Regions from separate parts of the Homo sapiens genome. Here all the other regions are linked to region 2. Evidence: chromatin loops called from intact Hi-C (ENCODE). Cell type or tissue: endothelial cell of umbilical vein. All regions are shown on one strand.

Region 1 (5,000 bases), 830 kb after region 2:
AGAACTGATCTATTCAGTAAGTGAGTGAATGAATGACTAGATAAATAAACTATTGTTTTGTTCTAGGTTTAAACAAACTAAAACATTGCTTGACTTTTTTCATTGGATTATGTTGCTGTCATGTAGACAGAATTTGATGATCAGATCTGTGGGTTTTTGGTGAAGAGAAAGGAATACAGAGTGGGAGCATAGGTTTACATCATCTTTCTCAGATTTCATTCTACCTGAATTAATATGCCCTTCAAAATGGTGAAGGATTTAGCTCATTATATTCATTATTAGCTAATCTGGCTGTAATGAATTTGTTGGTTTACTGATTACAAATGGAAATCATTTGTATTATATTGTTGATTAGATATGTGCTCATTCTTCCTGCTATGGTGTGACATTTCTCTTTGCAATATTTTTTTAAAAACATGTATTTTTAATTTTTGTGGGGACATAGTAGGTGTATGTATTTATGGGGTACATGAGATGTTTTGATACAGGCATGCAGTGTGTAATAATCACATCATGAAGAATGGGGTCTCCATTCCATCAAGCATTTATCCTTTCTGTCTCAAACAATCCAGTTATATTCTTTTAGTAATTTTAAATGTACAATTAAATTATTATTGACTGTAGTCACCCCGTTGTGCTATCAAATAGTAGATTTTATTCATTCTTTCTAATTTTTTGTACCTATTAACCATCCTTATCTCCTCCCCCCCCGCCCCCCCTCCCCACCCCCCACACACACAGTCCCACTACCCTTCCCACCCTCTGGTAACCGTCCTTCTACTCTCTATGTCCGTGAGTTCAATTGTTTTGATTTTAGATCCCACAAATAAGTGAGAACATCAATGTTTGTCTTTCTGGGCCTGGCTTATTTCACTTAACATAATGATCTCCAGTTCCATCCATGTTGTTGCAAATGACTAGATCTCATCCTTTTTTATAGCTGAATAGTTCTGCAAAATTCTGTCCTTAAAATCTGATTTACTCAATCTTGAAGAATATTCTTTAAGAAGATTCTTAAGAACTATTTGAGAAGAGTAATTGTAAAGTATATAAATTCTATAATTTTTTTTTCAGAATTAATGTATGAACCTGATTAGATCATGTGAAGGTAAATTTTTTTTTTTTTTTTTTTTTTTTTATCAATAGAAGCAACTGTTTTTGCTCAGAAATAAAAGCAAGGAATTACCCAGTTACATTTAAAGCTGTCTGCGTTAGAGGAGTGGTTGTTAAAAATGAAGCTTCTCAGATCCATCCAGCCCTGAGCATGATGAACTCGGGAGGAGGGCTTGGGACTCTGCATTTTAATTAAATTCCTCAACAGACAGTTACATACATTAAAGTTTGGGAACCCCCAGTTTCACAGTAACTTATCAAGTCAGAGCTAGATATCAAAATAGTTCCAATAAGGGATGTTTGAAGATGAAGGGTAACCCCAACGTCTGATGAATTCACAGACTCCCTCAAGCTTCGTTTTTTCTTAAAGTAAGTTTGGACTGTTTCTGGAAGCCCCCAAAGTACTTCCTAGCAGACACCCACCAACAGCCCACAGACGGGGTCCTCCTGAGATGGCCATTTGCCCACTGCCTCTCCTGCTTGCTCTCTCCCCTGCTTCTGTAACGTCTACTCCACCCAAACACGGATATTCCAATGTTCCAGGTAAGGGGACAGAGGCATGCAGGCTTCCCATTCTCAGGGTGCTGGTTTGGATAAAGGCCCGAGAAGAGTTTCCTTCAGCTCCCTGAACCAAACTCACAATCTGGGTCATTTATGCTTTGTCTGGTTGACAGCATGTGGCCCTCGTAACCAAGGGGTGATTCAACCCTGGCCACAGGGCTGAACGTGGACAAGGCCTTCCAGGCTCGCCATTTTATTTCCACTCTTTTTTTTTTTTTTTAAGTTCTACCTTCACTAAAATTCCTACTCGTCACCACTCACAGATCAAACAAAAAGAAAAGCTTTTTTTTTTGGGCAAATGATGGAGCCCAATGTGTGTGTGTGTGTGTGTGTGTGTGTGTGTTTGTGTTAGAATGTTAGTGCCTTATAAAGAAAGTGAGCAACAGGCAATTTAATATCTTGCAATTAAGAGTAAGTTTTCCAATCATGAAGTTCTCATAGGTGTGTGGTGCCTTCTGACATTGAAAAAATAAGGTGACATGTGCAGGAGTAAATCACTCTGCTACAAAAGGGGCAACTTGAAAATGGAAAACTGAGACTAAGAGGAAGTGGCCAAAGGTCCTTCACGTTGATGGACCTAGTGAAAGCCAAGCTGTGCTATTAAATATTTACCAGCTGGCTCCTCCCCCTGCAAATCAAGCCCTGATTTGTAGCACTTGCCAATTTCTGTTGTATTCATATTCCCATCATGGTCTATTTAAACTGCCAATATAATATCAATTGGCTTGCAGAATTTCTAAATATTTAATAAAGGGCTCTTGGTAGCTGATAGGACCACACCATTGTGTTTGGAAAAAAGGAAACACGAAAGTCATGCAGGTAAACGTTCACTTAACAAAATTCTAGACAGAGACAATTGGCTATTTTCCTAAGGCTATGTGGGTGTCAAAGTTGGGGACTTCCCCACCACAAAGCCTGTTTAGAGCAGCAGTCTCAATGGGGCAGTGCTGCCTCCTAGAGGATTTCTATTCCAGGGAAATTCCTGGGGGCAACTTTTGTTGTCACAATGGACTGGGGGTCAGAATGATCACTGGACAGGGGCCAAGGATATTAGACATCCTCCAAATGCCAGGTTTGTACTGAAAAGCAGAATGTTATCCTGAGTTCTGCACAAAATTCTAAAGTCTCAACAAATAATCTTCCAGGTTAAAAAAAAAAAGCATTAAATAACTCTGCTTTATGTATAGTATTTCTTTGGCATGAGTTTAATATAGGTAATGGATCTTATAGGAATACAGCTACTGTAAAAGTTGAGGTATATTTGCATTTTTTGGTTCAAAATCATACCAAGAACTGTTTACCATCCAAGTCCAGGATAGCAACAGGACTCACTGGATTTGAGTCTAATATAACACACCTGTCTCAGACAGCATTTGCAATTGGCAAATGTTGTGCCATGTTTCCACGTAGAGCAAAAACACCTGAATTTTTTTTTAGTCTTTTTTTTATATTTTAGGTCTTCTACTGTAGTTATGTCTGAGCATTTAAAATTGAAATACACATTATTTTGTTATAATTTATCACTTAGTTTCTCTTTCATATGTAAACAGTATATACTTTTATTTCTTTTTTTGAGACAGAGTTTCACTCTTGTCGCCCAGGCTGGAGTGCAATGGTGCGATCTCAGCTCACTGCAACCACCGCCTCCCGGATCCAAGCAATTCTCCTGCTTCAGCCTCCTAAGTAGCTGGGCTTACAGGCACCCGCCACCACACCCGGCTAATTTTTGTATATTTTAGTAGAGATGGGGTTTCATCACGTTGGCCAGGCTGGTCTCAAACTGTTGATCTCAGGTAATCCACCCGCCTCAGCCTCCTGAAGTGCTGGGATTGCAGGCATGAGCCACTGAGCCCAGCCACATTTTTAAGCGTAGTATATACGTAAGATATATAAGGAATTTTATTTTGGGATGGTAAAAAAAGTATTGTATACCACAGTAGAATTTATGCTAGGGCTATTACTGACCCCTCTCAAACTTTATCTGAATTAGTGCCTGAGCTGGTCATTCTAAAATCAACTCAAAGGTCAATTGGGTCTGGGGCAGCCCAGGAGATTTAGCTGAAAATTGTGCTCTCTGTTCCAAGCTTAAGGACAAAAGGTAACCAGAGCTCAGCTTATTGTCTGGGTTCTTAAATTTCGTGAAGGTAATGTGTGATGTGGCCCAGAAAATTGGTAAAAACGAAGTGAAACTGTTGTATCACTAGAAGGAGCCATGATCACTACCCATGATAGGGATACGTTAAGACAGAAGGTGAGAATAAAACGGGTATGTGCACATAATTATGTAAACAATGTGTAACATTACCATAACATTGGGAAAAGTATGAATGAAAAGATTCGCTTTGGTCATGTGTGTTACATACCTTGTGCAAGTTGTATGTATATGTTTGTGCATACATATAAGTATATACTCACAATTTTCCATATATACACACACACAAGTATATTTGTGTGTGTGTATATGTGTGTGTGTGTATGTTTGTGTGTGTGTGTGTGTGTGTGTGTGTGTATATATATATGCATCTGTGAGCTTTTTCAGACTAGGGCCCGAGAGTATTTTATTTGTATCCCTATCACTTAAGAAGGTGCTTGCCTGTACAAGGAACTCAGGGAGTGTTTAATGCATTCATGCACGTTTGAGCGAATAATGGTAGAATCTCTGAAAACAATATTTGAATGCAATAGAAGATCTAACTAGCTGATGCTGTACTGAATAATGAGTACAGTGACTCTAGGACAATACTTGTCCAGTTTTAATGTGTGTATAAATCTTGTTAAAAAGTAGATTCTGACCCAGTAGGTCTGGGATGGGGCTACAGGTTTTGCATTTTTAACAAGCTCCCAGGTGATCCAGTGCTGGTTCTGGGCCTACACTTTGATGAGCAAAGCCCGTGGGTTTCCTGCTGAGCCTCTCATTGCTCTGCATCTGCAGGTCAGGGCTAACACTTCCAGGAGGAGAAGAATTATAGTTCATAAAAAAGTCTTTTTTAAAAAACTTTTTAAAAATAATGTAATAGCTTATATTTCTTGAATATACTACAGGTTATCCATTTTGTTGTTAATAAACATGCAGTTGATTTCCACTTTTTTTCTTTGTTATCAGAAATAATTGTAAAGATTGTGTACCTATCTCCTCATATGTGGAAAGCATTTCTTCAGGTTATAGGTACACATGTAGGACAACTTGGTGGGTTGTTTCTACCCCACCAAGGCTGAGTTGTTGGATAAGCAAAATTTTTTTTTTTTTTTTTGTCTTGAGTTGGAGTCTCGCTCTGTCACCCAGGCTGGAGTGCAATGGCATGATCTTGGCTCACTGCAACTGCCGC
Region 2 (5,000 bases):
TAAAAGGACTGCCCACTGCAGATGCAAATGAACAAGATTGCGTTTTTCATTGATCCAAATCATTCATTCACTCAGATCTATAAATTGGTCATCGATTTCCACAGGTGGAAATGATTCTTACTGACACGTACAGCTCTGCAGTAGAAATTGAGTTTCTTCTCTGTAGATTCCTCTGTTTTGATATCCCTGGATAAAGTCTCCTTAAAATTTACATCATTCTCTGTATGACCTCTGAAATCTTCCGGAAAATAAAAAAAAAAAAAAAAAAAAGAAAAGAAAACGAACACCCCGCCCCGCCCCAAAAATCTAAAGCGTCTTTTACGTATAGATTCCTCCGTGGGTTTGTAGCTGTGGTTGTGGAACTGGCTTCATCTGTCAACTATTTACTGCAGGAGCTTTTCTAATTGATAATGAGCTCCTTGGGGGAACATGATTTCAGAGTGTAAATTAATAATCATTTTCAAAGGATGGTGCCTCATTTTTAACAACGTTATCCAGCACATTTTGTATTATATTTTGCAATAAACTAGTCCCAGGAAGACAAATTTACAATAAGAAAAAAATAATTTTGAGTCTGATGGTACATATCTAAACAAATCAATAATTGTAGCGGCCTACTTTTTACAAATATAAAACACCCACATGTGCTGTCTCAGTCAGTTTGTTGAGTTTAAATTATTTCAAACTGAGTGTTGGCTATAGGTAGGACAGGTGTCTCTTAAATCCCAGCTCACTGGGGCACATGCTGACGTTTGCCAAAAAGCTTACGGGTGTTCAGTACAACTCAAAATAGTAACATAAACATGGACTACTTTTTAGAAAGAGCCCTTTCATTCTTCCGGTTCATCCCGAATGGGTTCTCAGTTTTTCTTGTAACCTACTTTTAGGGTGTTAGGTAACGCAGTGGTGATAAAGCTTTTTATTAATAAATAATTCAGTAGCCAGGGAGTGTAAAAACATCATTTGTATTGTAGCTGAGTGTTTTGTTTTCTAATTATGAAGCAACTGGAAGGCCTGGCGCTCCAGGGCTGTGTGATTTCACCGGTGTTGTTCCCCGGTTCCCCATTGTCGCCCTTGAAAAGAACATTCCCACAGAGCAGGCTCTAAAGACAATAAACATCGTGAGTAAAAAGAAATGACATAACATTCAGCGCTGATAAGGGGAGCTTTTCCCAGGGGCTGCGTGGGACTGCAGTGGGAGGGCCTGGGGAGACTGCTGTCTGCACTGGGGGCCTGGAAGGAAGCGTCCACACAGGCGGGTTGCTGGGGCCCCTGTGTAGTCTCAGCACAAAGGGCCCAGAAGTGGGCAGGTCCCTCCCTGCCTCTGTGAAAATCAATCTAAGGAAGTCTGATGCCATGGAACGGTTTCCTGTCCGCTGTGTGGGAAATCTAACTGAGCGCAAACGGCCGGCAACAATGGGACAATATATTATAATAAACAGGAAAAATAGCATTGGCCACGGAAATCAATAGCTGGGGTTCATGAGGCATTCATAAGATTGACAAGTGAATAAATTAAAACCCAAAGGTTAGGACGCTGAAAGAGAAGTTAATTTTATGTCTGCCCTGGAGCTCCCCTTTTCAGACTCAAATTAAGACTGTGTATAATAAAATGAACATAAAGTCTTAGATTTACCAAAAAGGCTCCACTAAGACCTACATCGTCAGAAAACCAGAGATTCTTTTATCAACTTCCCCATGCATGGATGGTCGCTGCTCACACTGCATTAACAGCCCCCTCAACAGCGTGACCAAAGACTTATTTAAACGAGTTTCTGGCTTTAAATAAACCTGCTCTCGGCAACCAACTGTTCATCCAGGAAGTGATGTGACACCCCACTACACTGAAGTTTACTCAACCAGAACCCAACGAAGATGTGTGCAATCCAGCTATTTAATTTGAAGAACCGGAGGAAAAGCCACCTCAGTTCCTCCAAACCCCAAAATAATTATACTCAGCAAAACACAACTAACTCTAACAGAGACATCCCTTCAATAAACAATGATCCATCCATTTCCATGCCACAGTTGCCACCCTTTGAAAAAATGTTTTAAAGTTTGGGGTTTTTTAATAATAAAATTAATTAGAATTCACTGCTGAACCTCGGATTTGCAATAAAGTGTTTGACACAACAACTTCTTTCTCCTACTTACTAATAAAGGCAGAGCATTGTTCTGTAGTTGAAGCAGTAGGCTAAGGATTTTGAGACAATTAATTCCAATCCAGGCTTTGCAAGTGACTTTGACTTTAGCACAGTTCCTTTGACGATTACGCATTAATCTACTCTACAATTTAGGGACATTTAAGTTATTAGAAAACATAAAATGATCAGGTGATGGTTGCTTGTGAGCAATTTATGTAACCTAGTAATTTGGACGCTATAACTCAAGTATGTCTGGTAACATTCTGTTTGAACTTTAAAGATATTTCACTGCATTATTTGTTTTGCTCTTGGAGGTGGACTAAGATGGTTTCTTTGCATATCAAGGATTGCTGATAGAGCCTAATATTTTGGAAAGTAGTATGATTTAGTCTTTAATAAATATGCATTAACCAAAGAATTTCTAGTCTCATAAGAATAGTCTCAAAGCACATTAAAGCAGAAGGGATACCAGAGAGCCAAACTCTGATTTTACTCACAATAAAATTTTCACTCTTTTAGGAGGCTGTATAAAGGTTAAGAAATAATATCCTTCAGTCTGTTTATTATTTTAAGTTTGGTACTCTCCCTAGTTTTTTTTTTAAATTTAGATTCGCCCGGGAGGGAAAAAAGCCAAATCTACGGCTGTATTTAAATTAATCCGAGTTCACTGAACCACCCGCTCGAGCAGCTGGGAACGCGGCGCAGCGGCCAGTAGGGGGCAGTGCGTCCCAGCGCAACCCTCGCCGCCCGGCCCAGCCTCGGCTCCCCACCGGCTGAGGAATGAAGTTTCACCGTGAACCGATTCCTCACCAAAGAAACAAAAACTGGTGGCATCGAGACGCACGGGAGGACTTCAAGTCCTCCGGGGACACCCGCAGCTTCTGGGGATGCGCCCGAGGGAGCCCAGGCTGCATCCGCGGGGCTCCATTTTGTCTCCGAGCCAAAAAGCCGCCGACTTCTTCCTCTAGGGTTTTGCTTCCTGTAGGTTCGGTCCCAGCGCGCAGCAGAAACGTCAGGGGCGGCGCTCTCAGAAGCACGCGGGCCTCTCTCGGCGATGTGCGGGGCTGGGTGGCGCCGCCGATTCCCGCACGGAGCCCCCCTCAGGCGCCTCCGGCCCCGTCTTCGTCCCCTTCTCTGCGCCCCTGCGCTCTGTGCTCTGCCCTGCGCCCTGTCCCCGTTTCCGTCCCGGCCCTCTGCCCTGCGCCCTGTCCCCGTTCCCGTTCCCTTTCCCGTCCCCGCCTGGAGGCCTCGCCCAAGGTCTCCCCGGGCTGCGCCACGAACCTGCCCCGCGTCCCCGACCCCGGCCCCGGCCCCGGCCCCGGCCCCGGCCCCGGCCCCGGCCCCGGCCCCGCGCGTCCTCCTCCGCCCTTCGCCCGCTTCCTTCTACGGGCCTCGGCCACTGCATCTTCCTGTGTGCTGAGATTTCTAGAACATTCTGAGGGATGGGAAACGGGGAGGGTAGGAAAGCCCTGACCGCCCCCCCCCCCACCCCCCCGCAATCCAAGCGTTCCCAGGGAGTCCCTGGGGCCCTCTCGTCTTTCAATGAATTCACGAATTAAAACAGCGGCTCAGGCGACTCCTTCCGCACTCTGGGCCAGGTCTGCGGGGACCCCATGGCCGCTGCGGCCACTGTCTCCCGGTCCCCTCAAACCCCCTGGACCGGGACTTGAACCCAGCGCCGTGGCATCCACGGCCGCCTCTTTCAGCGCTGCCTCCCGCCCGCTCGCATTCAAGTCTCATTTCTTATTGTACACCGTTTTTTTTTTTTTTTTTTTTTAACATTTCCTTAAGAAAACAAAGCAAAAGACAAAGGCACAGGCTATTAAGTAATTACAAGAAAAGGGATGGCAGTGCTCGGGGCGCACCCAGCCCGCGGAGGCCTCCTGCGTTTTCCAGAACTCCAGGGGCACCTTCGCTTGGGTCAGACTTGGGTAATTTGAGTCATGAGTGGGCTCACTTTTTAAAATTCATTGTATTGTGGAAACAACAAACAAACAAACAACCATTGAATTTCTCAGCAGCTTCATCTCCCACTGAAAACGACATGAACTGTAAGTGCTTCACTTAAAAGTGTTTCCCTTCCCTCTCAAAAAACACAGCGCTTTTCCCCTTTCAATAAGGAATGTGAGTTTGCTGCATGGCATGTTGGTTTGTACTGAAAGACGAACTAGAGTCGGCACTTTCAAATATTTCAAATTAGAAAAGAATTAAATTCAGAATGCACATTTTGAAAAGAAGTGATGGAACTGCTATTCGGGTTATGCATGTGTAATTTTAAAGGAAAGATTTTTTTTTTAAGTTAAATAAGGATCATACGATTGCTAAGAGTAACACACAAGTAACACGTTTCCCCACGGCCCACTCTCCTCCCATTCCGCTGAACTTGACTCAGCCATTGCAGAAAGATTTCGTCTGCAAAAGGAGATTCCACAGTTTGCCCCAAGAACAACCCTGCCTTTTTTTGGGGCGGGGCGGGGTGGGGCGGGGGGGCCGGGGGGGGAATCATCTGTTGACAATGCATTTCCTGTCTTCATCTTCAAAATGAGGAGCTTAAGTTCTTTCTCAACTGTATCCAACGTGATTCTGAAAACCATCAGGTCACTCTCAGCATTTTCTATGCCAGACAAAATCCAGAGGCCTGGTTATTTCATTTGAGTTTTTAAAAATTTCAACACTGAAATTATTTTCATTGATCTCTGAAAACATGCTGGTTCTCAATATTGAAACGGAGATTTTTATAGGCAAAGGCCTTAGGAAGTGTCTGGTACTGGTGCACAAAATTGACCTGAAGCCAGCCTCCCAGAGATTCATAGCAGCAGAATATCCGGCAAGACTTCCCCCTTCCTTTCTGAAACA
Region 3 (5,000 bases), 420 kb after region 2:
GAAATAAAAAAGTTTTCACTCTTAAAGGTGCAAAGCAGTTTCATTCTTATGCAACACAGCCTTCCTCCTACTGTCTTATAGTCTGTGGATGTTAAATTATAGATTCCAATTGAATTTTAATACTCTAGAGATTTTACATTTGTGGTTGTCAAGACCCCGTTTTGGTAAACCTAGGGAGCTCCGCACAAAAGCATTGATATTCAGAAAAGGCACTGACCTACAAATTAAAAGAAAAAAAAATCAAATAATGTGCACCTCTTGTGCTTCCAGTTTGACAAAGCAGAAGTCATCAGCAGTTTCTCCCTCTGCAGACGCAGTTCTCAATTCTATTTACAAGTAACTGCTCTACTGTGCCTGTTTTTCTCTTGCTGATACTCATTTAATTGTTTTTCTTTTGGATCTGAATCTTTGACTGTCTTTTCCCCCTCAAGATTAAAATAAATACATCTGTATTCCTCCCCTTTCTTTCTGTGCACTGCCCTTCAGATCTCATTTTGTCATTTTTCAGCTTAGTGTTGAAACTTTTAGCAACAAAAAGTCAGTTACTTACTTTGAGTAAGTAACTCAAAGTAAGTTAACTTTGAGTTTGAGTGCACTTTTGCGTGTAGGTTCATTTATGTGCTTGTGAATTTAAAAACATTGGGATTCCACCTGAATGAAGTAAACCAAACATTTTAAACTATCAGCCAGATAGAGACATCAGCCTTTCACTTCTTTCTATATGCAGACATATCCTAATTTTTTAGAAAAATCAAATAGGAAAATTCTCAACAATTAATTGAAGATTATAGCTCTGCTCTGAAATGGTCCAGAAATAGGATCTGCTCATAGAAACTCATAGTTTGAAGCCTCTGGGAGGAAAGGATACTTTAAAATTTAGTCACATATTTGGAGGAGGGAAAAGGGAAAGAGCAGAATGAAGAACTGAAAAAAATCACACACCGGGGCCTGTCGTGAGGTGGGGGACTGGGGGAGGGATAGCATTAGGAGATATACCTAATGTAAATGACGAGTTAACAGGCGCAGCCCACCAACATGGCACACGTATACATATGTAACAAACCTGCACGTTGTGCACATGTACCCTAGAACTTAAAGTATAATAAAAAAAAATTTTAATAGCCCCATTAAATAATTAAAAAGATTTTTTTTAGATTCACAGAAGTGTACAAAATTTTTAGGTTTTTTTTTTTTTAAGCTGTCTGCTGAATAGTTTCTTAATGGTCTACAATGTTTGTATCTACAAACAGATACTGTCTGCTTCTTACTACCCTTCCAAGACAAGTATTATTATGGCAATTATTGCCCAGTTTCCCGGGAAAAATTTATCCACAGTTACAGAAGAATGAGATGCAATTGTGAGACTGTAAAGTTTAAGCAAGCACTCAGAGAAGCACAGTGATATGTATGCACAGAAGAGGCAGTCTTTGTTTTGAGGAAAACAGTGAAAGTAAAGTTAATTCAAGACCACAAAGACAAGTAAATAAGTGCCTTATTTTTGTAGTTAATATAATTTCAGTGGAATGCATATTTCTACCATAAATGCATATAGAACTTGTTTGCTGACCTACTGTTTGGAAAACAAACAATCCCATTAGAAGAATGTCTTTGGGATTTATTTTTACCAGAAAATCAATCCTTTTTTCAGTCCCTTGCAAAGTACAGTGTTACAAGCCAAGACTTTGATAATCAGGTAGAAAATGGATTTAAATTGCAGAAATGTATATGAAACACTTTTGTTCCTTGCCCCTTGAACTTTAGGGGAATGAAAATGTCTAGCACTCTCCACCTTCTTTTCTCTCCTGGAACTTGAACTGTAATTCAAAGCCTGTTTCTCATTAAAGTACCTGGCAGCCTATCTCTTTACAGCTTGAGTTACAAAGCTATTCAGAGACCTCGCTGGTCTAAAGAGACAGAACAAGGATGTGTTTAAATAGAGCATAGGCTGTTGAAAAAAAAAATGCTGAAAATGGTAAAATGATTCTGTCCTTCCTTCCACTCCTCACTGCTGAGGTGGAGAGGGAATTCAGTTGGTGAACACCAGCAAGTGGCTGGTAAAAGTCCCCACTTTCTCTCCAGGGCTGCCACAGGACCCAGAATGAGTGGTGGGCATGTGTGTGAACCCTCTATTCAGCCAGAGTTTTCCCGCAACAGGTAGTTTGGTTGAAGAGGTTGACTAAGGTTGACATTGGCAGTAATAACACGTATGTTCTTCTGATTTACAAAACGATGGAGGAAAAAGGGGAGATTTTGAAGACCTGATTTCTGGTATACTTCTTAAGCATGCATAAGGCTGAAAAAAGAAGACAAGGGTTGTGGGAGGCTCCTGGTCTAGTGTTTACAGAACTTGGATGCTTGACAAACAGAGCGTCAAGCTAATTGTTCTTGAAGCAGGAAATCTGCAGTGGAGGAAGCAGGTGTGGGGGGATGATTACCACGTTTGGAAATGGCTGCATTAACTATTTTGCTCTTCTGAGTTTGGCCCCAAAAGAGTCCATAGACTTTTTGAAGGATGCCATCCCTTTTATTTATAGACTAACATTAAATCAGTCATTTGTGAAGGAAGGAGAAAGTGCCTAAATAAATTTGGAGTCAGATAGCATACGTGCGGCAGTGTTTCCGATATCCATTTCTCTTTATTTCTTTTTCTTTTTCTTTTTGGCTTTCAGCATCCCCATACTTTCAGAAAACTTGTGACTAAGAGTGAATTCTTATTTTTCAAATTGTTTTCAGACATTTCATGTTCATGTAAACTTGGCTTATTGATTTCCTGATTTTTCTTTATTTTTTTGTTTTGTCCATTTTATTTTTAATCAGCTACATCAAATGGGTCTTTGGAGGGCCTGGATAACCAGGAGGGAGGGGTGTGCCAGACAAGAGCCATGAAGATCCTCATGAAAGTTGGACAAGGTAAAGACCATCTGCTGCTTCATGACGCCACTGTGACCTGGTGTAGCCCCCAGCTAGTATGGTGCTAATGTTGCCGATGCCCACCTTCATTCGCTCTTCTTTTTAGTTTTCAAAGCAAACCCTTCTGCACTTTGAGCCACTGACAGATTTCCTCAAGTCAATGTACTAAGCTTTTATTGGAGATCTAAGAGTTAAGATCAGCAAGGTAGAATGTCTATTGCCATAGATAGATAGATAGATAGATAGATAATAGATAGATAGATAGATAGATAGATATTTCTTTTTAAAAAGCAAAACACTTTGGTTCAAAATCAAAATATCCAGAATGAAAACTAAAAGCTTGTGCAGTTTTGCTCATTTCTGAATCTTGACTACAGAAGAGTTTTGTTCATTGTGACTTTTCCAATATAGATAACCTATTGTGCAGAAAGAAATAATTATTCTTCTAATTAAAAATTGGTATAGTAGTCAATCAACTTGCTCAGTTAAATTGAAATGTCATCTGCAATGCTTTGCCTGCCAAATGCAAGAATCCCTATAGTTTCCACAGATGGCCTCACGTTCTAAACCTCTGAAATAACTAGTATAACCATTTTGTTTTAAAAGAAAAATTATATTCTTGTATTTCACAGTACTTTGCATAAAGACTCTTATGTTCATTGCTATTCATGCCTGTTGAAATATATATGCAGCTCCTAAAGCTAGATATTGTCAGATGTCTGTGCCGTAATTAATCATTTGTTTTTCATATAGATGCAAGTTCTGCTGGATCAACCAGGAATAAAGATCCAACAAGACGTCCAGAACTAGAAGCTGGTACAAATGGAAGAAGTTCGACAACAAGTCCCTTTGTAAAACCAAATCCAGGTATAACAGCATGATCTGTGTGTATGGAGGTCTGTGGGTACCACATTCTTAGTAGTATCTTAAAAGGTAGGGCAGAGTCTAAAGACTTCTAACCAGTTAGGATTAGCTGGAAGTTACAGTGATCAGGAATCTTTGCTGTCAGTGAGTCATTATTAATTACACTCAATAAGAACAAAATAACTCATTCCAATGAAAGTCATATATTCAAAGGAGTAGAGTTCATGAGCTGTAAGTGCCAGTTATTAGAACTACTCTGTCAGGCCAAAGGTTTCATTGGCTGACATTTTATCAAGCTGGTTGTCAACTCCAGCTTAAAGCTGATGTTAATGTATATGTAATTAATGTGCTAATCCCTCATCTAATTATATCTAAGCCACAGAGGGTTTAATTGATCCTCTTCTAAATTTTAAATGGTAACATTTTTAAATATTGCATAATAGTATTTTTTCAGGTGGTTATCGTTATTTTGTTTCACATTTTCCATGTAAAAGAAAATATTAAACAGGTCCCTGACAAAAGTGTAGAATACCAGATAAAATTGTCCGTCGTTGACCTTCGTTTTCTTAACAGTCTTGGAACAAATAGTTCTGTATTTGTTACCATGCTAATGAAGGTTTTATAGAGTAGCTGTTGAGCAGACATCAGCAGTTTTGTATTAGGATTGTTGTGTGCTTGCTTGGTCGTTGTGCAAATTTATCGTCTGCAGCAATATTCCATCCCTTTCCAAGAGTCAAGGAGGGAAGTTGTTATTTCTAACTTTCAATGACAAGATGTGTCAAATTCTTGTGACAAACTGATAAATGGATAATATAATGATGCCAGGCAGTTTTTTAGTGCTTAACATTTGGGCTGGCAGTCTGTTCGGTGTGAGAGTTTCTGCTGCCTTCCAAATATATTTTAAGTGTAAATCAAATAATACAGACGAGTTACGAGCTGAACATTTTCCCAGGCCCCCTCACTCCTTCCGCGTTCCCGAGCTGTTCTGTTCTGCCAGGAGGCAGGGCTCTTCTTTAGAAGGCAGGCCCTTTGAAGGTTTGCATGAAACTCCCTTTCTCAAAGGAGGCGGAAGAGCAATACCACATAAACGCTCACCGCTGACCTGGAGAATTGGCCACTTCCCTTTTTCTTCCCTGCCGCTGCCCCAGGCTGGCTGACACGGGTTAGAAGATGAAGCAAGATCAAGGGCTGGCTGTCACCGACAGTCTGTGCTCTTGCTGGATAAT
Region 4 (5,000 bases), 280 kb before region 2:
ATTGATCACATTCGAAGGATTTTTTTTTTAAATGTTTGGCATCTCACGGTTTACTTGTGAGTGACTTCACAACTGCAAAAGAAAAAACATTTGCAAAAATCCAGTCCTCACATGACCAGTGAGTTGAGAAAGATTTTTAAAAGACAAAGATGTTCTCATAGGTGGGAATTGAACAATGAGATCACATGGACACAGGAAGGGGAACATCACACTCTGGGGACTGTTGTGGGGTGGGGGGAAAGGGGGAGGGATAGCATTGGGAGATATACCTAATGCTAGATGACGAGTTAGTGGGTGCAGCTCCACCAGCGTGGCACATGTATACATATGTAACTAACCTGCACAATGTGCACATGTACCCTAAAACTTAAAGTATAATAATAAAAGAAAAAAAAAAGATGTTCTCATTAGAGGAAAATTTCAGTAGAAAAAAAAAATACCTCTATAGATTTTAATTTGAACATTTATGCCGTTTCAATTTATTTATTTTCCCCTGCGTATGCGTATGTTCATTTAATTTTTTAAAATCAGGTTTTTTTTTCTCTGAAAACAGAATAATAAAAAGACCAGTGTAGTTATAGCATCATTTAATCTCATACAAAATATTTTAATAAATATGTCAAAGTTTAAGGCAAAAAAGAAACGGGAAGGGAGATGGTATGCCCAGAATAAAATTTAAAAAATGAGAGTAGATTATAAAACCAAGTAAAATGTAGTAACTTCATATGTTCGTGACATCTTCTTCCATTAAAACATTGTACTTTTTGAGGTTTATTTCAGTTAATATCTTTAGGTTTGAGTTCAGATCATTCCTACTTAAGATTACTTTTTCTGAATTCTATATTCATAAAGATCCCAGCAGGTCAAGTTTGCCTTTGGCAAGAGAATGTATGTAGGGAATAGAGGAGGAATTAGGATGTCTGGATTCTGCCAGTAGCTATGAATTTTGGAAAATCGCCCCCACTGTAAGGTCTCATTGCCTCACCTCCACAAGTGGCTAAGAGTACTGAGCCCAGTGCCAGAACACAGTGCCCAGGCCTGCTGACAGCAGAGGCCCGAGCTAGATGGGACCCCATGTAGTCCAGCCTGGTGGTGCTTGCGGAGCGGCAGGCGCAGCTGCAGAGGAGAATGAGGTTTTACGCTTGTCTGTGTGGGGAGAGGAAGACAACCTGCCTCCAGCTCACCTGGGTGACACTTGTTGGAGAGCAGGGAGAGCTTGTGGGCGCCCCTCTCTGCCTCCAGCTCACCTGGGTGATGCTCGTTGGAGAGCAGGGAGAGCTTGTGGGCGCCCCTCTCTGCCTCCAGCTCACCTGGAGAGCAGGGAGAGCTTGTGGGCGCCCCTCTCTGCCTCCAGCTCACCTGGAGAGCAGGGAGAGCTTGTGGGCGCCCCTCTCTGCCTCCAGCTCACCTGGGTGACACTTGTTGGAGAGCAGGGAGAGCTCTGCCTCCCTCTGCCCCCCTCTGCCTCCAGGCATGCTGACAACTGGGCAGGCCCTGCATGAGCTTGCTCACCTCGACAGCCTTTGGGGAAAATTCTAACGTAGTTCAAGTTATCCTTCTGCTTCTCATTGCTACACCTTGCCTGGTCTAAGAGGAGAAATGAAATGCATCAGACCAGGGAGAGTGGAGAAAACCAAGCCAGGAGCACTTGCAGGGACGGGAGTTCAATCAGCCCTGAGAAGTGTCTGTGCTTCAGTGGTGGGTCCTGAGCCAGCTGCCCCAGGGAACCACTGAGGGCCCAGCCTGAGCCATGTCAGGGCCCATCACGATGTCAGGGGGCACCACGGGGATGGAGCACAGCACCTGATGGCTGTCCTTTTTGATGCCATTGAGGGAAGATGTCACTCGCTGACCTTGCACAGAAGTGACACCGTGTCTGGCAAATATTTTCAGGCCCTCTGAACCCTCTGGAAGGAAAGTCACCCTTTGCTCAAGCCAGACTATGCGCACTGCCCTCAGAGAGGCAGTGCCAGCGCCTGCACTGCTGAGCTGGTGAGTCTCTTCTTAGATGGAAGCTGAATCAAAGCATGTAGTGATCTCCTCTACAGCCAGGAGGCGATAACACACACCCGTGACAAAGGTTTCCCTGCATTCAACGTGACTGAGTGAACTTAGAACTACTGACCACACAGTGGCTGTCAAAGCGGGAAGCCAAAGGAAAGATTTGAATTCTGGAATGTCAGTTTAGGAAGAATATGGCCAAGTGAGATTTCCCAGAACAGGTGAAATCTTATTCAATGAGAGTATTTACCTATCTTGTCTGCAAGTAAGACATCTTTGTGAAGATGTGAAGAATTCGCGAATTCTTTGTAAGAATTTATGCCCACTTGGTAGCTGTTCTGGATACTGGACTAATTTGAACAATGAAATTATCCTGTGCAATTATAGATTCAGTCAATCTTAGACAAACCAAAATTACTGAAGTCATCTAGTTTGATGCCTTGAGGATTAACCACTCCCTCAAAACAAGCAATTGCAGAAACAAGAATAGCTCCACATTTCCTGGCTCTTAGTCCAGCATTTGTAGTGGAACAGGAAACGACCAGCCAGCCCATCCTGAAATTCATGTGTAAGCCATTGTTTCCTTGCTATGTACAGCTGGAAAAAGTCAGTCAGTAGGTTAACGGAAGGTGATCACGCCCACAGCCTGCTGTCTTTGCATTGCAAATCTCATTGTTCAACAAACATGTCCTGATTTCTCAACATCACACGTCACATTAAAAATGAATGTTACAAGCACTTTGGAACATAGACATTTTTCTGGTTAAATAAAGAAAAGAAGACTGTCTAGGTCATTGTTCTCAGGAAAATTTTTTGCTTAGATGGCTAATTTTGTCAGATTGGTTAGTGAGATTCTTAGGATGAATACACACACACACAAATAAATTAGTATAAAGGGTAAGAACAGAGCTAAAGTTTCTAAAATGTCTGTGTGAATATTATTATGAATCCAAATCACCTTATCCTTGTGTTATAGCTATTTTATAATATATAATAGATTGTATATATAATATATAATATCTATACCATATCAACATATATTTATATAATTTATACATCATTCAAATATCCAATTTATATATAGATACAATCAAAATAGCTAAATTTCCAGATAATGTAGGTAATAAGTAAGAAATACCTTAGGTTTAAAAACTGAAGACCAATTTGTAAGCAGAACTTTAAAATTAGTTTTAAAGTTAATTCCAAATTAAAAAAAGAAAGAGTGAATTTAATTTAGGCATAGCAGCACTGATGGAATAAATGTGTAAATTCTCCAAGAAGAAAACTTGAAAATAAAAAGTTCAGTTAGGAATAAAACTTCTAGAATGCTATTTTAAGATGATGGTTCTCCGGTTATTATGTTATCATCTGACACTACTGGTTCAGTCCTAAATATGGTATGTTGTACCTTTATTAACCAATTTATGGGGTCAAAAGAGTGACGAACCCAGGCATAGAGAGTCTGAAAATGCCGACCTCGCCACCGAAACTCACTCCTGCCAGAAAGTAAGGCTCATGGCAACCTTCACTAATAGCTCCTCCTTTACGGAATATGTCATTACCTGAGGGAGTGAGGGAGATGTCTTTTTGGGCTTGTCTTAGGGACATTTGCCATGTTTTAGTCTTTTTTTGTGTGTAAGTGGGCTGAGAAAGCCCCAGGAAGTCCACCTTCAAGTACGCGGGAACAAACATTGCAAGGGAAATGAAAATAATTTCAATCACAAGGGAAATAATTGTCCCAAGATAGGACCTGTTGCTCGCTGCATAGTAAATTCTTCTCATAGAGGTCATTTTTTTTTCTTTCTTTTTTTCCTTTTTTGAGACAGAATTTCGCTCTGTCACCCAGGCTGGAGTGCAGTGGCACGATCTCGACTCACTGGAAGCTCCCCCTCGCGGGTTCACACCATTCTCCTGCCTCAGCCTCCCGAGTAGCTGGGACTACAGGCGCCCGCCACCACGTCCGGCTGGTTTTTTGGTATTTTTAGTAGAGATGGCATTTCGCCGTGTTAGCCAGGCTGGTCTCGATCTCCTGACCTCGTGATCTGCCCACCTGGGCCTCCCCAGAGGGAATTTTAAGATGTAGCATTTCATTGTGAACTGTGAAGAGCTAGAGAAACTTCCTTCTGATCTCTTCCAAGGCCTATGATATGTGCCTATACATTGAGAGATATCTATCAACTTATCAACTTATGGATGGGTAGATAGATAGATAGATAGATAGATAGATGATAGATAGATAGATAGATAGATATCAACGTACATGCACATATCATAGACCTTGGAAGGGATCACATGGAAAGGCCAGTTTTTGAGAACTGGAGACAAAAGCCAAAATAGTTCTCAGTCGCCATCTCTTCATTGCAGTGGCGTGTCTGCCGATGTGGTAAATAGGCAATTTCACTGGATGAGTGTTCATTTTCACTCGGTCCCCCTGGCCCCGCAGCTCCAGGGTCCTTAAGGTTCAACCTCAGAGTTACGTCTGATGCCACCAATGAGTAGGAACAGGTCCTGTGGCCGCACTAAAGTCACCGGGACTACAGCAGTTGATATTACATACTTTCGAAATATTGAAATAAAGTGTGCATGCTTATGTTTGAATTGATAAGTGGTGCTCATGACACAACATCCAAAAGACCCAAAACAGGCAAGATCAAGTCACCTCCTCCAGCCAACTGGCGACTGATGTCATGGGTTACAGACTTGTTATTGTTTATTTACTCAGTTTACTCAGTTCCTGACTAATGGCCATTTGAGTTATTCCTAGCCATCTGTTATTAAATGCAGTTCTGCAAGGCATATTTTTGTTGCTGTATCATTTACCACAGCTTATGAATTTTACTGTAAAATAAATGTCTACCAAGAAGTAGAGACGGATGAAAGAGTCTGTGCATTCATCGTGTGGGAGATGCTTGCCATGTAACCCATTTTTGGCACAGATCATGCCCCTCGCTCGAAGTCCTAATTCCCTTAGGAGAGTCTGCAAGCTCCTTAACCTGGCT
Region 5 (5,000 bases), 240 kb after region 2:
ACGTTTTAATAAGGGGAACAAGGTTTTTTGGGAACCACGAAGAGACTTAAAATGCATAGTTACATGGAAGGCAAGTGAAAGAAAATGAAAGTTAAATAATTCTGTAAATAGACAAGTGTCATATCTGGTTATCTGAATGTTTCCTGTTTGGATGGTAAAGAGAGGTGAAAGTCTGAAAAGGCAAGAAGAGAAAGAGTAAATAAAAAGCGGGAAGAGGACTCTCTGATGACAAATCTTGCCGACCTCACAGCTGTGCCTAAAGACAGCTTCGTTAACCTTCAGTGGGACAGAGAACAAAGAGCAGCAGTGTGTGGTGGCACCAGCGGGCAGCTTCACGCTCACCATGTGCTGATGAATGCCGGAGATTTCTGTGCCTTCTCTGAGCACTTCACACGCGGAAGTCTGGTTCTAGAGAGTTCTTTTTTTGTTTGTTTGTTTGTTTTGAGATGGAGTTTCACTCTTGTGGCCCAGGCAGGAGTGCAATGGCAAGATCTTGGCTCACTGCAACCTCTGCCTCCTGGGTTCAAGCCATTCTCCTACCTCAGCCTCCCGAGTAGCTGAGACTATGGCATGGGCCACCACGCCCAGCTAATTTTTGTATTTTTAGTAGAGACGGGGTTTCACCATGTTGGCCAGGATGGTCTCAATCTCTTGACCTTGTGATCCACCCACCTTGGCCTTCCAAAGTGTTAGGATTACAGGCGTGAGCCACCACGCCCAGCCTAGAGAGTTCATTTTTGAAGGCTTTTGAAATTATGTAAATGTTCTTCTTTTAAAACCATATACTCATTTTAATAGGGTGCATGCCTCCAGGAGACAAATATTGTTTTTAAAAAAAATTTAATGATAATATTCTACTGCTAAACACAGCCTTGTAGACTAGAAATTACAAGAAATGGTTTCTGTTTCTGTCTCTATCTCTTCTCATTCTATGAATTTATTTATTTATAATCTGTTTATTATAATGTTTATCTCAGAGAGAGATTAGGAACTTTAGCCAATGTTTTTTGAACATGCAGAAAGTCCCTGTTGTAAGATTTAGAAGGAATGAAAATGACATTAATATATTACAAATAATCAAAACGTAGAAGCAAAAGAGATGACTGAGTTCCAGATGTTTCCATTACTCTTTAATTTTTTTTAATAAACTTCTAGACATTTTCTTTCTTGAGATAGAATCTTTCCATTAGGATGGTAATTTGCAAAGCAGAATCTTTGGGTTTCCTCAGGTTAGCTTGTTTTTCTTCTTTTTAAATAGATAAAAGTTCTGTGAACAGGTTATTTAAGGGGCCGTTTATCATTTGCAGAACATGCAGTCGACACAGGAAGGGGATCGTGCCCATCACATGTGTTTCGTCTTGCCAACAGAAGAGACCCCCTGAGACTTCTATCACAAGTCTGGGTCTGAGATCAGTTTCACAACTTGCTTTGAATTCATATGAGTCCTGACTGCTAAATTTGCAAATGCTTCCACATAAAGGTTATGCACCCACTGTACACGCAGCAGCTATTCAAAAAGATAGCCATATTGGTTGCTAGGAGATAGAGGGATCCTCTCAGAGAAAAATCAGTCCTGACAAAAAAAAAATTTTTTTTACATAAAGACCTTTTAAATATAAATACCTTTGACAGCAGCTATTATTATTCACTGAGTTCCTTCACATCTGAATAAATGGCAGAAAAATGATATTATTCATATGCCATTATACACTAAAGTGTTAAAATAGAAGAGTCTTATTTCCTTCTCTCACTCTTGCTCTCTCTCCTTCCTTTGTTATTGCTAAAGAGAAAGGAGAAAGCTGGTTTTTTGTTTCTTTCAATTGAATTTCTCTGCTTTCCTTTTTAGATTCCTAGTATAACAGACACCTCTCAAAACCCGAGGCCAAAGATTTGGATTATTGCATTTTTCCTTCCAGATCCAAATGCCTTTTTTAAAAGCATGGTCGAAATGGAGAAGAGAGAAGCACCAGCAAAACTGATAAGAGTGCAACCAACTGCTCCCCACGGTTAGTTCAGGAAAGCAGGTGGGAGGCTGTGCTCCTTGAAAGCAACCATCCACCCAATTTTATTTCAACAATGTTTGCAATTTTCTTCCTACTGGGTTGACTGGAGGCACAGCTGCCCTATATGTGGGTGCATGTGCTCAGCTTTTGCTAGAAATGACCTAACAAATAAAACATGAAACAAGTAATATACTTGCTGTTTATAAATTGTGTCGTGGATAAATGAAGCAGCAATGGGTCCTAATTCAGTGTGCCCTGCCTGCCCATTGAGGACTTGAGAAGCTCACAGCTGAGGCTCACAAAGGCACGCTGTGGCCACAATGTGGGGGCGGTGTCCATCCGTGCCTCCCTAGAGCCTGGAGACATGCAGCTCCAAGGCTCACAATAGGAGATCACTGTTGAAACACATTCATTACCATGAGAATGGCCACCCCAGACTCCAAGTGTATTATTTTTGTTGATATTGTGAATACAGTACAAAGTTTCTCAAGATTTTTTTTTTTGTAGCGTGCCTTAAAAATCAGACTGAGACATGTTTCCTTATCCAAATATTGACAAGCATCTCTCGGTTTATTTAGCATTTTCCTGTGAAAGGCTCAGTATGGTAATGTCCCTTCATTCCCTTTCACACATTTGTCCTGACTCTTGGCACCAGGAAGTTCTTATTGTTCTGCTTAATGCTTACTGGCCCAGTGACATTTTTTTTCCCTGGTTAGTGACAGACATGGTATGTTTCCTTCCTCAGAGTTCCCATGAGAGTTTCTCGTACTATGTTCCACATACACCAAAAAAGGCAACATATCTGTAAGTTCTCCTGTTTCTGGTGATTTCCTACTTGCCTTTTTTAACACCCCAGCCAAAGCCATGGCTAATTGTATAAATGTCAAATGAAAAAGCCCCTCAAAATTCAACACACTCCCTATAAACTCATGGCATGTGAATCTACTACCGAATTGTGGCAGCATCCCTTCGAGAATAAGCCAAGGAGGTTACATTCTGCCTCCTGATAATTATCAAAGCTCCAGGGGCTTACTTGAATAGACAGCTTTTTAGGTGTTCCTGATAACTCTAATTTTTAAATGCAATTCCTCAATTGTATGATTTACTAGTCACATAGCATTCTCTCTGATTGTGATGACTAATTATTTCAGATCACAGGCACTTTTTGCTAGAGCGGAACTCATTCATTCATTTCTACATTGAAATAAGAAATAAACACCAATGGCACTAACAGTAAACTTCCAGAACTCAAAGCCCCACCCACAGTGAACATGGACACCACCTGTCCAAGCCCAGAGTAGGAGAGTCAGGGCACCGTCTCTGTTTTGCTACTTCTATCAGTTCTCCTACTTTCCCTAGTGGACCCAGCTGTTCCTAAACCTGTCAGGTGGAGGAAACTGTGGCAGGGAATCCTGCTTTACGTTCTGAGTGGGAGGGAGTTGTTGGGGAGACTGACTTACCCATCCCAGAAGACACATAGGTGGATCCTTCACTTCATGGCTTCTTTTTAGTTTCTTTTTTTTTTTTCTCAAAAATATCAGCTCTGTTTTTGGTAGCAGAGTTTTTTTTCTTTTCTTTTCTTTTTATTTTTTTGAGACAGTGTCTTGCTCTGTCACCCAGGCTGGGATGCAGTGTTGTGATCATCGCTCACTGCAGCCTCGACCTCCCCAGCTCAAGCCATCCTCCCACCTCAGCCTCCTGAGTAGCTAGGACTATAGGCACACACCACCACACTCAGCTAATTTTTGTATTCTTAGTAGAGATGGGGTTTTGTCATTTTTCCCAGGCCTTGAACTCCTAGGCTGAAGCTATTTGCCTGCCTTGGCCTCCCAAAGTTCTGGGATTACAGGCATGAGCCACTGCACCCGGCCCTGGAAGCATTTTGATGAGAGAAAATTCCTGGGGGTGCAGGCTTGGACCACTAAGGATTCTGAGCATGATGATAGAACCAGAGGTATGGTTCAGACACTTGCCAGGTCCAAAGGGCCATGAGCAACTCAACCTAGGTTCAAGACCACACTGGTTCACATGGACTTCGGAGGCAACCCCCAAGAAGCAGCGGTGCCTGGGCTCAGCACCCAGCAGGGCTCCAGGCCTAGGGAAATGTGGCTGGGGGCTGCACGGACAGGCTACACTGAGGATATAGGCGTATCATAAAAGCATAAGGGAATGACTTGTAGTGTTGTCCAACATCAGCGGCAACCCTCAACATGCCTTCACTGCCTCCCACCTCCTCCCATCCACATCCAAGCCATCGAGAGCCTGTCTTCTCTAAATGGTAAACCAGCTGCATTGTACTCCAGGGTGCAAGTGTCCAAGGCACGATGCAATCATCCTACTTTTTTCCTACGTTCTTTTGCAAATTACACTCCAGGTATGATTTATTTCTGGTCCATTTCCTGTGACTCAGTTACACAGGATGCAAAATTATGATAATAATAATGCTTGTCTCCAGATAATGAATAAGGGGTTCACATTTCTCATCGCAGGGATGTTATACAAATGTGCAGTATCATTACAGCTAAAATCCATGACTAAAGAAATTAAATTTCCTGGAATGTTTTATATCTAACAAGAATGTTTGTAATCCTCCATATTCACTGCTAAATGAGGTAGACTAGAAAAAAAGAATATATTTTAAAAGGAAGGAATGGGCTCAATGGGAAAAATTAACAAATGGGAAAATTGCAGCCCTGCGTTTTATACTTTATGGACAAAAGGGGGCTTGGTAAACATGCAACAGGAAACCCTGTTTGATTTCTGCAAGGAAAATTTAACTAGCAACAGACTCATGCAGAATCTTCAAAGGAGCAGTTTCTCTACTTGTTTACCTTTTGATATGCAGCTTAAAAGAATGCTATGCTTCACTTTAGAAAGAAATGATATCATGAATACTTTACTCAGCTCTGCAAACAACTAAATACATAGCTAGATATATAGCAAATGAAAGGTTTTGCCATTTAAAAAAAAAGCTGGAAAGAAAAGATATACAAAATG

The links. Peaks named below come from ENCODE experiments on the same cell type or tissue, not always from the same donor. Only the 100,000 strongest peaks of a DNase experiment are listed, where the experiment ranks them.
Region 1: a loop joins it to region 2, with 17 times the contacts of the local background. A loop is called at or near these places in 4 of 110 quality-filtered maps.
Region 3: it touches region 2 in a loop (9-fold over the local background); 2 of 110 quality-filtered maps call a loop at or near these places.
Region 4: it touches region 2 in a loop (17-fold over the local background); 5 of 110 quality-filtered maps call a loop at or near these places.
Region 5: a loop joins it to region 2, with 10 times the contacts of the local background. A loop is called at or near these places in 13 of 110 quality-filtered maps.

Annotation. Positions count from the first base shown.
Region 1 is chr13:106,081,440-106,086,439 of GRCh38, reverse strand. No RefSeq gene overlaps it. Among named protein-coding and RNA genes, the nearest start is that of LINC00460, 290 kb to the left of the region's middle. In endothelial cell of umbilical vein, a CTCF peak has its summit at 2,639 (motif pointing left); a DNase peak (open chromatin) is centred at 2,619.
Region 2 is chr13:106,916,079-106,921,078 of GRCh38, reverse strand. It overlaps LOC124903248 (translation initiation factor IF-2-like), which reads left to right and starts at 3,950. Exons shown (of 2, transcript XR_007063941.1): 1 at 3,950-4,195. RefSeq lists enhancers at 2,861-2,950, 3,041-3,120, 2,675-3,552 and a silencer at 3,301-3,360. In endothelial cell of umbilical vein, a CTCF peak has its summit at 2,857 (motif pointing right); DNase peaks (open chromatin) are centred at 1,238, 2,378, 2,868 and 4,108; H3K4me3 peaks cover 1,009 bases; H3K27ac peaks cover 3,800 bases.
Region 3 is chr13:106,493,658-106,498,657 of GRCh38, reverse strand. EFNB2 (ephrin B2) reads left to right here. Exons shown (of 5, transcript NM_004093.4): 3 at 2,818-2,910; 4 at 3,664-3,777. Among named protein-coding and RNA genes, the nearest start is that of EFNB2, 40 kb to the left of the region's middle. RefSeq lists an enhancer at 4,331-5,000. In endothelial cell of umbilical vein, no CTCF peak of the experiment used is centred here; DNase peaks (open chromatin) are centred at 1,373 and 2,427; H3K27ac peaks cover 1,683 bases.
Region 4 is chr13:107,200,397-107,205,396 of GRCh38, reverse strand. The region is part of intron 2 of NALF1 (NALCN channel auxiliary factor 1); the gene reads left to right. Among named protein-coding and RNA genes, the nearest start is that of SNORD31B, 120 kb to the left of the region's middle. In endothelial cell of umbilical vein, a CTCF peak has its summit at 2,056; DNase peaks (open chromatin) are centred at 2,106 and 2,606; H3K27ac peaks cover 2,134 bases.
Region 5 is chr13:106,678,645-106,683,644 of GRCh38, reverse strand. No RefSeq gene overlaps it. Among named protein-coding and RNA genes, the nearest start is that of LINC00443, 27 kb to the right of the region's middle. RefSeq lists a silencer at 2,170-2,464 and an enhancer at 2,163-2,763. In endothelial cell of umbilical vein, no CTCF peak of the experiment used is centred here; a DNase peak (open chromatin) is centred at 2,644; H3K27ac peaks cover 991 bases.